Linked DNA regions of Homo sapiens: regions 2 and 3 are each linked to region 1. Evidence: chromatin contacts called from ENCODE Hi-C or POLR2A ChIA-PET data. All regions are on one chromosome and are shown on one strand. The core of a region is the stretch at or near the end of the contact, and the rest is flanking DNA. Distances in the headings are between cores, read along the strand shown. Region 1 holds the start of LINC02136 (long intergenic non-protein coding RNA 2136). Region 2 has its middle 4.9 kb from the start of TAT. Region 3 holds the start of TAT-AS1 (TAT antisense RNA 1).

Region 1 (2,875 bases), core at 217-2,716:
GAGGCCCCAGCCTAATGGAGAAGGCAGGACTAACACACAGAGAACAACTGAGAACCCCCTCAAACCCTGGGATGTGCTAGTCACCAAGTGCCCTAGGAGATCAGAGAAGAAAGAATCAGAGTGACCACTGTGCAAGAAATCACCGGAAACCAGTTCCCAAAGGAGCACCGAAACCCCGATCAGAAGAGCAGGTGTGTGTGTGTTGGGGGGGGGGGGGGGGTAGAAGAGACTAGTCCTATCAGGTAGTGAAATATATGATTGGTTATCTGGTAAAAACAAGCAAAAATGCCACAAGGTCTTAGAGAATGAGTAAGCTGGCAAGTTCAAGGTCGTCATCTTACCCAAAATGGTTTTTGGGCAATGGGATGGGGTGAAGACTCCCTGGGGCAGTAACATCCCTGAAACAGTGAGAAGGGAATCTTGAGATGGGGAGAGCTCCCTCCACCCACCCATCCACTCGCCCATCCCTCCCCGCACCCTTTATTCCTGTCATCTTTTCATGTGACAATAAATTGGACAGCCCTGCTTGGAGCCAGCAGTGCGACTCTGCTGCCCTTCATAGACCCTCTGGGCCTATGTGTAACCAGGAAGCAAGATTATTTGAGAAAGAAGAGAGAAAAAGAAAAACGCGGGATGCAAAATAAACAAATAAATAAATAAATGAATTGGCAAGTCCAAGGCAACCATAATTTCTTCCCTCCATTTTCCGACTGAATTCACGTCCAAGAATCTTCTGGAACCTTCCCTCCCTGCTTCCACCTCACCCCCACCTCGACTCCAGGACCTAGACCTGGGCCTGGAGATTTCACACCCCACACCCCTTCTCTGCCCTCCTGCCCTCCTGCCGCGCTCTCCTGCTCCCCAGGGCCCTACTCACCCCTCGCTCCGGGGTCGCCCCTGACGCCCACCCGCGGCTGAGGTCGCACGCTCCAGCCTCAGTCCACCCTGGAACCCTGCATTTGGCAGCCACGAGAGCCCATCTCCCGCCCAATCAAGAGGCCGTCGCCCTGGAGACGGAGGACCCCAGCTGGGGTCACCCCTTGCAGCCTCCTCTCCCGTGCTTGCCGGTTCTTGCCACCCTCCGCCGCTTGCACCGGACCCAGGCGCTCATCCCCCGCTTCCCCCGCGCCCCAGCCCGGTCACGCCTCGGAGCTTGTCCCCACCTGGCCGTGCTCAGAGTCTGCCTGCCCGGCGTCCCACACGCACCGCAGGGCCCCACCGCCTCTTGGTGAGCCGCGGTGGCTCGGGTCCCGGGTCCCCAATAGGCTGCGCTCCCGGCAGGCAGCTTTCTTCCCGGCGCGGGGCTCGTTCCCTGAGGCCAGGCCGCTCAGTGGCCGCAAGAGCGACCTTCCCACATGTCCCCAGGTGTGCGCACAAGCCCGGGGTGAGACCAGAAGCTGCTGCCTGCAGAGCCCGACCTTGCGTAGATGACTCCGCGAGTGCAAGGGGCTGCAGGCATTTTCTTACAGGAGGTAGCAAGCTTGTCTAAGCAGAGGCCCTCTTAGCGCAGTGGGCAGCGCGTCAGTCTCATAATCTGAAGGTCCTGAGTTCGAGCCTCAGAGAGGGCAGCTGTTTTGTTGTGCTACGAATGCAGCAAATGTTCGGATGTAACCCAGCAAAGCACTCTGAACTATGGGCAAAGAGTAGGTGTGTCCCTCAAGGACCAGAGAGTAACAATTGCAGCAAATATGCGGATGTCACCCAGCAAAGTGCTCTGAACTATGGGTAAAGAGTAGATGTGCCCCTCGAGGACCAGAGGGTAAGGATGTGCCATCACCTGACAGCCAGGTGTACAGGAGCAGGGGACCCTGCCACAGGGCCGCGTAAATAAAATACATGGTAAGGTCAACTCGCGAATGAATCACCCTTGCTCATAACGAAAAGAAACTCAGATCACAGCCACAGGAACTGCTATTGTCCCCTCTCCCAGGAATTAAAATCCACAAATGAGGCCGGGTGCATTGGCTCACATCTGTAATCCCAACACTTTGGAGAGCCAAGATAGGAGAATAGCTTAAGCCCGGGAATTTAGAGACCAGCCTGGGCAACATAATGGGACCCTGTTTCTACAAAAAATAAAAATAGCCAGGCGTGGTGGCAAGTACCTCTAGTCCCAGCACCTCTGAGGTGGGAGGATCGCTTAGGTCGGAGCTGCAGTGAGCCCTCATCACACCATTGCACTCCAGCAGTTTTAAAACAAAACAAAACAAAAACCTCCACAAATGAGAAAACACGCACTGTTGGCATGAATGTAGGCAAACGGACACTAAGCGTTGCTGGTGAGAGCTAAATTGAGTCAATTCCTCTTGCAACATCTATGAAAATCAGCCTCCTAGACCACTTCCAATCTCTTTTTTCCTCGACCTTCCTCTGCTAGGAGAAAGGCCTTGTCTCCACCCTCGCCTCCATCCCAGACCCAGCTTCCAAGAGCCAGGAAGACCGAGGCAGTCAGCACCCAGCCTCAAGAGATCTAGGAGAGGGGGATGAGGCGTGGCTTGAATGACAAGCTCTGATTCTAGCTCTAGCTGAATCCTTCCATATTTTTCATTACAATACCTTCTATTTATTTTGTAGTTTATTCTCTATTAGTTATTTAGAAGCATATTTAATTTCCAAAATAGGAAAATTCTAGTTTTATTTTTATTATTTATATCTTAATTGCATTGTGGTCAAATAATATATTCTGTAAAAGTTAAATCCTTTGAAATTTATGGCTCAGGTATATGGTCGTTGTAAATGCTGTGTATGTGGGTGGGGTGGGGGTGTGTTCTGTAGTGGTTGTGTGCCTTGTTCTAAGTTTTCTTTTTTTTTTTTTGAGACTGAGTCTCGCCCTGTCGCCCAGGCTGGAGTGCAGTGGTGCGATCTCGGCTCACTG
Region 2 (2,875 bases), core at 125-2,624, 160 kb after region 1:
CAGGGTGGGAAATCTTGCCAAAATGACTCAGGGTTCTTTGCTAAAACTGGATCTTGCAAGGAAGTGCAGATGGGCTTAGAAGAAGATCCAGAAGCCTGACAAAAGTCTGGTCAATCAGAGAATCTTTGTCAGAGGTTGAGACCACTGGTCTTTAAAAGAGATCAAGTAAGAATCAGATTTTTCTCAATGTGAGAAGGCTACTATGACTGATTTCTGTCACTCAAGGTTCAGATTTTCTTTTCTTTTTTTTGAGACGGAGTCTCACCCTCCTCACCCAAGCTGGAGTGCAACGACGCTATCTCAGTTCACGGCAACCTCCGCCTCCCGGGTTCATGCCATTCTCCTGCCTCAGCCTCCCGAGTAGCTGGGACTACAGGCACACACTACCACATCCGGCTAATTTTTGTATTTTTAGTAGAGACGGGGTTTCACCATATTGGCCAGGCTGGTCTTGAACTCCTGACATCAAGTGATCCTCCCGCCTCGGCCTCCCAAAGTGCTGGGATTACAGGCGTGAGCCACTGCACCTGGCCTCAAGGTTCAGATTTTCAAGGAGACACGGATCCAACTCCCCCTCCCACATTTACACAGCCTGTAAGATTGGTGTCCTGTCTCCAACTGGACATTAAACCAGGAGACTTAGATTATTCCCTTATAGGTTGTGACCCCTGGGGTCTTCCCTTTTTATCTTGGGAGCTCAGGCATTTTGTTATATTTTATCAAGTATGTCTAAATATTTTTGTAATGGAAGATTTTCTAGGTTATCCTGTCCTCAATACAGCCAGAAAAGGAAATCTGTCTTCTTCCTTACTTAAAATGTCACTTTGTACTAAATTCCTGTATCTTCTTGACTCTCTTTCTGGCATATGCTATTCCAGAATGAACATTCTTACAGTTTTTTATACACACAGCCACATTGCTTTAAAAAAGGCCATTTACCTTTCTATCAGTAATTGTCTGCAAACCCTGGGAATTATTTTCTTAAAAAAATCTTTGCCAAACTGATTGATGGAGGAAAAATGGTATCCAAGTGCTGCTGTTATTTCTGTTAACTCTGTCCCCTCTATTTTAGCGAGGGTGGTCATGTTTCATGTTTCTTTGCTCTTCCCATTTTGTGAATTGTCTGTTCATGTCCCTCACCCGTCTGTCTACAAGGGGACTCATCTTTCTCGTAGGTAGGACTTTGGCCTAGGAAGCCACTGCAAAGCAACAAGACAGCTGCTTTGAGATCACTGGCCCAGTCTCCTCTGTGTCAACCTGACTGGCTGAGACTCAGGTTTACAGATCAAAAAACAGCAAGCAGCACAAAATTTTGGCGGGTTGTCCTGCAAATAGTGCCGCTGACGCAGAATCTGCAGGCCAAGGGGTGTGTGATGGGGACAAGAGCTGCTGTACCAGAAGGTCATCACCATGGACACACCCTCGCCTCGGCTTTGGCAGTTGACAACGAAACCTAAATCAGAAGGAAAAACAGACAAGGCAAACAAGTTTTGGTCATGCGCTCTTCTGTAGCTAATGTTTTCCCTCGGTAGAAAGCAGACAGAGAGGGCCAGGCGCGGTGGCTCACGCCTGTAATCCCAGCACGTTGGGAGGCCGAGGCGGGTGGATCACAAGGTCAGGAGATCGAGACCATCCTGGCTAACACGGTGAAACCCCGTCTCTACTAAAAATACAAAAAAAAAAAAAAAAATTAGCCTGGCATGGTGGCGGGCGCCTGTAGTCCCACCTGGAGGCCGAGGCAGGAGAATGGTGTGAACCCAGGAGGCGGAGCTTGCAGTGAGCCGAAAGTGCTCCGACAGAGCGAGACTCCGTCTCAAAAAAAAAAAAAAAATGCAGACAGAGAGAACGTGAGAGGACCCAAGTCTACTTAGGAAGCTTTCCTGATGCCAGATAAACTTTACAGGGAAGTCAGGACCCAGTAAAGTGTAGAAACACTCGTTTTTTGTTTGTTCGTTTGTTTTAAGACAAAGTTTCGTTCTTGTTGCCCAGACTGAAGTGCAATGGCACTATCTCAGCTCACTGCAACCTCCGCCTCCCATGTTCAAGCGTTTCTCTTGCCTCAGCCTCCCAAGTAGCTGGGATTACAGGTGTCCACCACCACTCTCGGCTAATTTTTTGTATTTTTAGTAGAGACAGGGGTTCACCATGTTGGCCAGGTTGGTCTCGAACTCCTGTCCTCAGGTGATCCACCCGCCTCAGCCTCTCAAAGTGCTAGGATTACTGGTGTGAGCCACCACACCTGGCCTTTTTTTTTCTTAAGTATAAAATTGTTGTTTGCCATTTTGTATTTAAAATTTTTTAATTGTGGTAAAAAAAAATACTTAACATTAAATTTACCATCTTAACTTTTTTTAAGAGGCAGGGCCTGGCTCTGTTGCCCAGGCTGGAGTGCAGTGGTGTGATCATAGCTCACTGCAGCCTCAAACTCCTGGGCTCAAGTGATCCTCATACCCCAGCCTTCAGAGCAGCTAGAACTACAGATACACACCACCACGCCCTGCCAATTTTTTATTTTATCGTAGAGACGGGATCTCGCTATGTTGTCCAGGCTGGTCTTGAGCTCCTGGCCTCAAGTGATCCTCCCACGTCAGCCTCCCAAAGTACTGGGATTACAGGCATAAGCCAGCATGCCCAGCCAACTTAAACATTTTTAAATGTACAGTTTAGTTTATTCACGTTGTTGTACAACAGATCTCCAGAACTGTTTCATCTTGTAAAACTGAAGCTCTACACCCATTAAGCACGAATTCCCCCTTCAATTTCCCCTTAGCCCTTCACAACTACCTTTCCACTTTCTGATAGAAAAGTATTTGTGAAATAGCGCCATCACCTAGAGATAACCACTGTGAACCATTTTGCCCACAATTAACATCTT
Region 3 (2,875 bases), core at 134-2,633, 140 kb after region 1:
CAAAAATTAAGACACACATGTGCTAGTTCTTCTGTTTATTGTTTTCTTTGAGGAATTGGGCATCACCTCCTATACAGCTTCAACCTTAACCTTAGCAAATGACTGACTGCCTCTTTGGAAGGTGCTGTGAAACAATTTGGCCTATAGAGAGCATCTGTATTTGCAGGTTCTATAACATTATATGAAACTTGTTTGTAAATAAACCTAAATTGTTTAAAATAAATAAGGATATAAATAATATGTACTGAGAATTCAGTTCTTTTCCAACATATATGCAATAATTCAAACTTCAGGGTACGTAAAATACAACACCTCACACAGAATAATGTGCAGAATATGCGGAGTAACAAAAATTCTCTCCTTGACCAAACTCTAGCCAGGTTCCTCTGAGCCATTTGTGGACTAGGCCTCAACAGACTTGAACAAAACTCTAACACAGTCTCTAACAGTTCAAGGTAGCATCTCTAGGATGACTCCAGCCCCGCTTTAAAGGGCCTGCCTAAAAAAACTCAGGCTGCCAAAGGAATTTACTGTTCCAGCCAACACCTTAAGATATGGCTCCTATCTCCCAGCATCTGTAGGAGGATAAAAGCCTAACTTCCAGAAACACCCTTTAACAAACCCAGATGGGTTTCACATGGACTAACCCCTACTTCGCACTTTTTGTAATCTTTCACTTCCCTCACTCTTCTGAGCGCCCCCTCATTCCTCTCCCCTTCCCTATTTCCCCATTTTTCCTTTAAAGTCTGAGTAACATTTGTACAAATCAAAGTTGAGTTCAGTTCGTGCTGGACTCCTCCTTATTCCATTAGTATATTACTGGTTAAAACCTGTCTCAACCGCTTTACTGTCCTGCTTTGTCTTTGACAAAGGCACGGGGGTGGATTTATTTTTCTGGCTGAGTAGAGATCCTAATGTCAGGCACTGCGGACGGTGAGGGCCACGATTCTTTGGAGAAAAGTTCCAAGGGGCTATACCATTGGAAACTAACACCAGCTAATAGAATTGTCTGCTCTGCGTCACAACTCATGGAAGTTGCTGCTTCTGATCCAGAGCTGGGAAAGGTTAACAGGTGATTACAAAAGCCTAGGATGTTTTGTCAACTTCCTGGAACAATTCCACCAGTCAGAGCCCAAACCGGGGGCAAAGGAGGAAGAGAAACTCGAAGCAGGGTGTGACCAGGGTAGACAGGCTGAAAAAGGAAACAAAATGTAACATCCTAAGAGAACGCAGAGGCCGAATAAAGGAACTAACCCTCACCTGCAGCTCAGATTCTACGCCGGCGCCCGGAGCTGTGTCCTGTTGCCTAGCGACGGCGCATGCGCACTGACTAGCGCAGCCCCCTAAACATGCATCCGCGCCTGCGCAGCCGCGGGTCGCCCAGGGTTGGGATGTTGGTGTCGGCTGGGGGCTGCTGTGAGGCGCTTGGTAGCACCCAGTCCTGATACTCTCCAGTTACCCGGTAGGCGGGGCTCGGACACAAAGAAAAGGTGAATTCGCAGCTGAGAGCCCTTGTTTCCGGTCCTTTTTTTTTTTTTTTTGAGATGGAGTCTCGCTCTGTCACCCAGGCTGGAGTGCAGTGGCGCCATCTCGGCTCACTGCAAGCTCTGCCTCCGGTGTTCAAGCGATTCTCCTGCCTCAGCCTTCTAAGTAGCTAGGATTACAGGCGCGCGTCACCACGCTTGGCTAATTTTTGTATTTTTAGTAGAGCCGAGGTTTCACCAAGTTGGTCAAGATGGTCTCAAACTTCTGACCTCGTGATCCGCCCGCCTCGGCCTCCCAAAGTGCCGGGATTACAGGCGTGAGCCACCGCGCCCGGCCGTCTCCGATCTTTACACGCATTCTTCGTGTTATCTGAAGACACTCTGACGCCACCACCCAAAGCAACTGGCAGTTGACTCTTGGCAATTTTAAGCTTGTGTGGAAAGCAGCCGCCGCCCGGTAGCTCCTTTTTATCTAGAGACACTCAGGATGTGGGGGACACCCCAGCAATGCCATCCCTCCTTTGACCTCCAGAGCGCGCAGAATTACAAAGTTGAGTAATACTTTATTTGAAAAAATGAAAAGTGCACACACACACACACACACACACACTTACATAGGCACAGTATAATCTGGAAGTATGACCAGCAAATGATAACTGATTCCCTCAGGGGAGAAGAAACTGGGTGGCTGAAGGACAGGAATGAGAAAGAAGGACAGTTGCGTTTGTTTGTATCGTTTGAAATTGTCCAGTGTGTATGTGTTCTTTTCAAATGTTTGAAGAACCATTGGCTCCCTTATCAAAATGTAAATACCAAGGAAAATCAGGAATTTAAGAAGTCTAAGAATTCTGTAATGCTGGGTAGAATTTTCTGTACGTGTAAAACTAAAATGTCTTTTGTAAATCACTGAGTCTTCCTGTTTATTTCTGGTTAGAGATCTTTGGGGGCTTGGATGGAGGAACAGGAAAAGAGGAGCCAGGCTTTTTTGGAAAATTGGCGGCAGCGGTGGCATACGGGAAACTGAAATCTTTATCTAATCTCATCCTTTGTATATTCGTCTTGGATTTGCTGAAGAAAATTAAAAGGTAAATTTTGCTGTGAGCTCACTGAACTCAAATTGAAAGGGAACATATGCTGTTTATTTTTGTGAAGGACATTAATTGGGTGTGACTGGCAGGGTTGAGACCTGAAGTTCCTCTTTTAGATAAGGAAAATTTCCCTTGGTGAGAAATCTCTAGACTAGTTATGATAGATTCCTAACCCCCAACCTTGAAAGGTAACTTAAGGCTCCCTCCTCTAAGGGAAGGGCTGAAGAAAAAATTAAACAGGCAACTGTGCCTATGAAGATTTGCGAAAAAAAAAAAAAAAAAAAAACATCTAGGACACTTCTC

What was found. Hi-C counts contacts between places; a loop is a spot of excess contacts on that map. ChIA-PET counts read pairs that join two places held with the same protein, here RNA polymerase II (POLR2A). Pooled maps may share reads with other maps.
Region 2: a loop to region 1 is called in a map of K562, with 1.9 times the contacts of the local background. The contact joins the enhancer-like site here to the promoter of LINC02136 in region 1. A Hi-C loop is called at or near these places in 1 of 168 maps with a recorded cell type or tissue (K562).
Region 3: a loop to region 1 is called in a pooled map, with 2.8 times the contacts of the local background. The contact joins the promoter of TAT-AS1 here to the promoter of LINC02136 in region 1. A Hi-C loop is called at or near these places in 1 of 168 maps with a recorded cell type or tissue (HepG2) and 7 of 50 pooled maps. POLR2A ChIA-PET finds 5 or more read pairs at or near these places in 7 of 52 experiments (A549, BJ, GM12878 and 4 more).

What each region holds. Positions count from the first base shown.
Region 1 is chr16:71,424,998-71,427,872 of GRCh38, forward strand. LINC02136 (long intergenic non-protein coding RNA 2136) reads right to left here and starts at 1,467. Exons shown (of 3, transcript NR_146574.1): 1 at 1,164-1,467. It overlaps TRM-CAT2-1 (tRNA-Met (anticodon CAT) 2-1), which reads left to right and starts at 1,496; the gene lies at 1,496-1,568. RefSeq lists enhancers at 885-1,385, 1,937-2,036.
Region 2 is chr16:71,580,542-71,583,416 of GRCh38, forward strand. No RefSeq gene overlaps it. Among named protein-coding and RNA genes, the nearest start is that of TAT, 4.9 kb to the left of the region's middle. Within about 2 kb of position 1,375, at least 3 of the 41 ENCODE cell types and tissues checked have a DNase peak (open chromatin) inside an H3K27ac peak, as active enhancers do.
Region 3 is chr16:71,563,633-71,566,507 of GRCh38, forward strand. TAT-AS1 (TAT antisense RNA 1) reads left to right here and starts at 1,384. Exons shown (of 3, transcript NR_103852.1): 1 at 1,384-1,490; 2 at 2,419-2,569. TAT (tyrosine aminotransferase) reads right to left here. Exons shown (of 12, transcript NM_000353.3): 12 at 2,028-2,875. LOC124903710 (a long non-coding RNA gene) reads right to left here and starts at 1,308. Exons shown (of 2, transcript XR_007065106.1): 1 at 1,261-1,308; 2 at 21-1,192. RefSeq lists an enhancer at 1,804-2,335.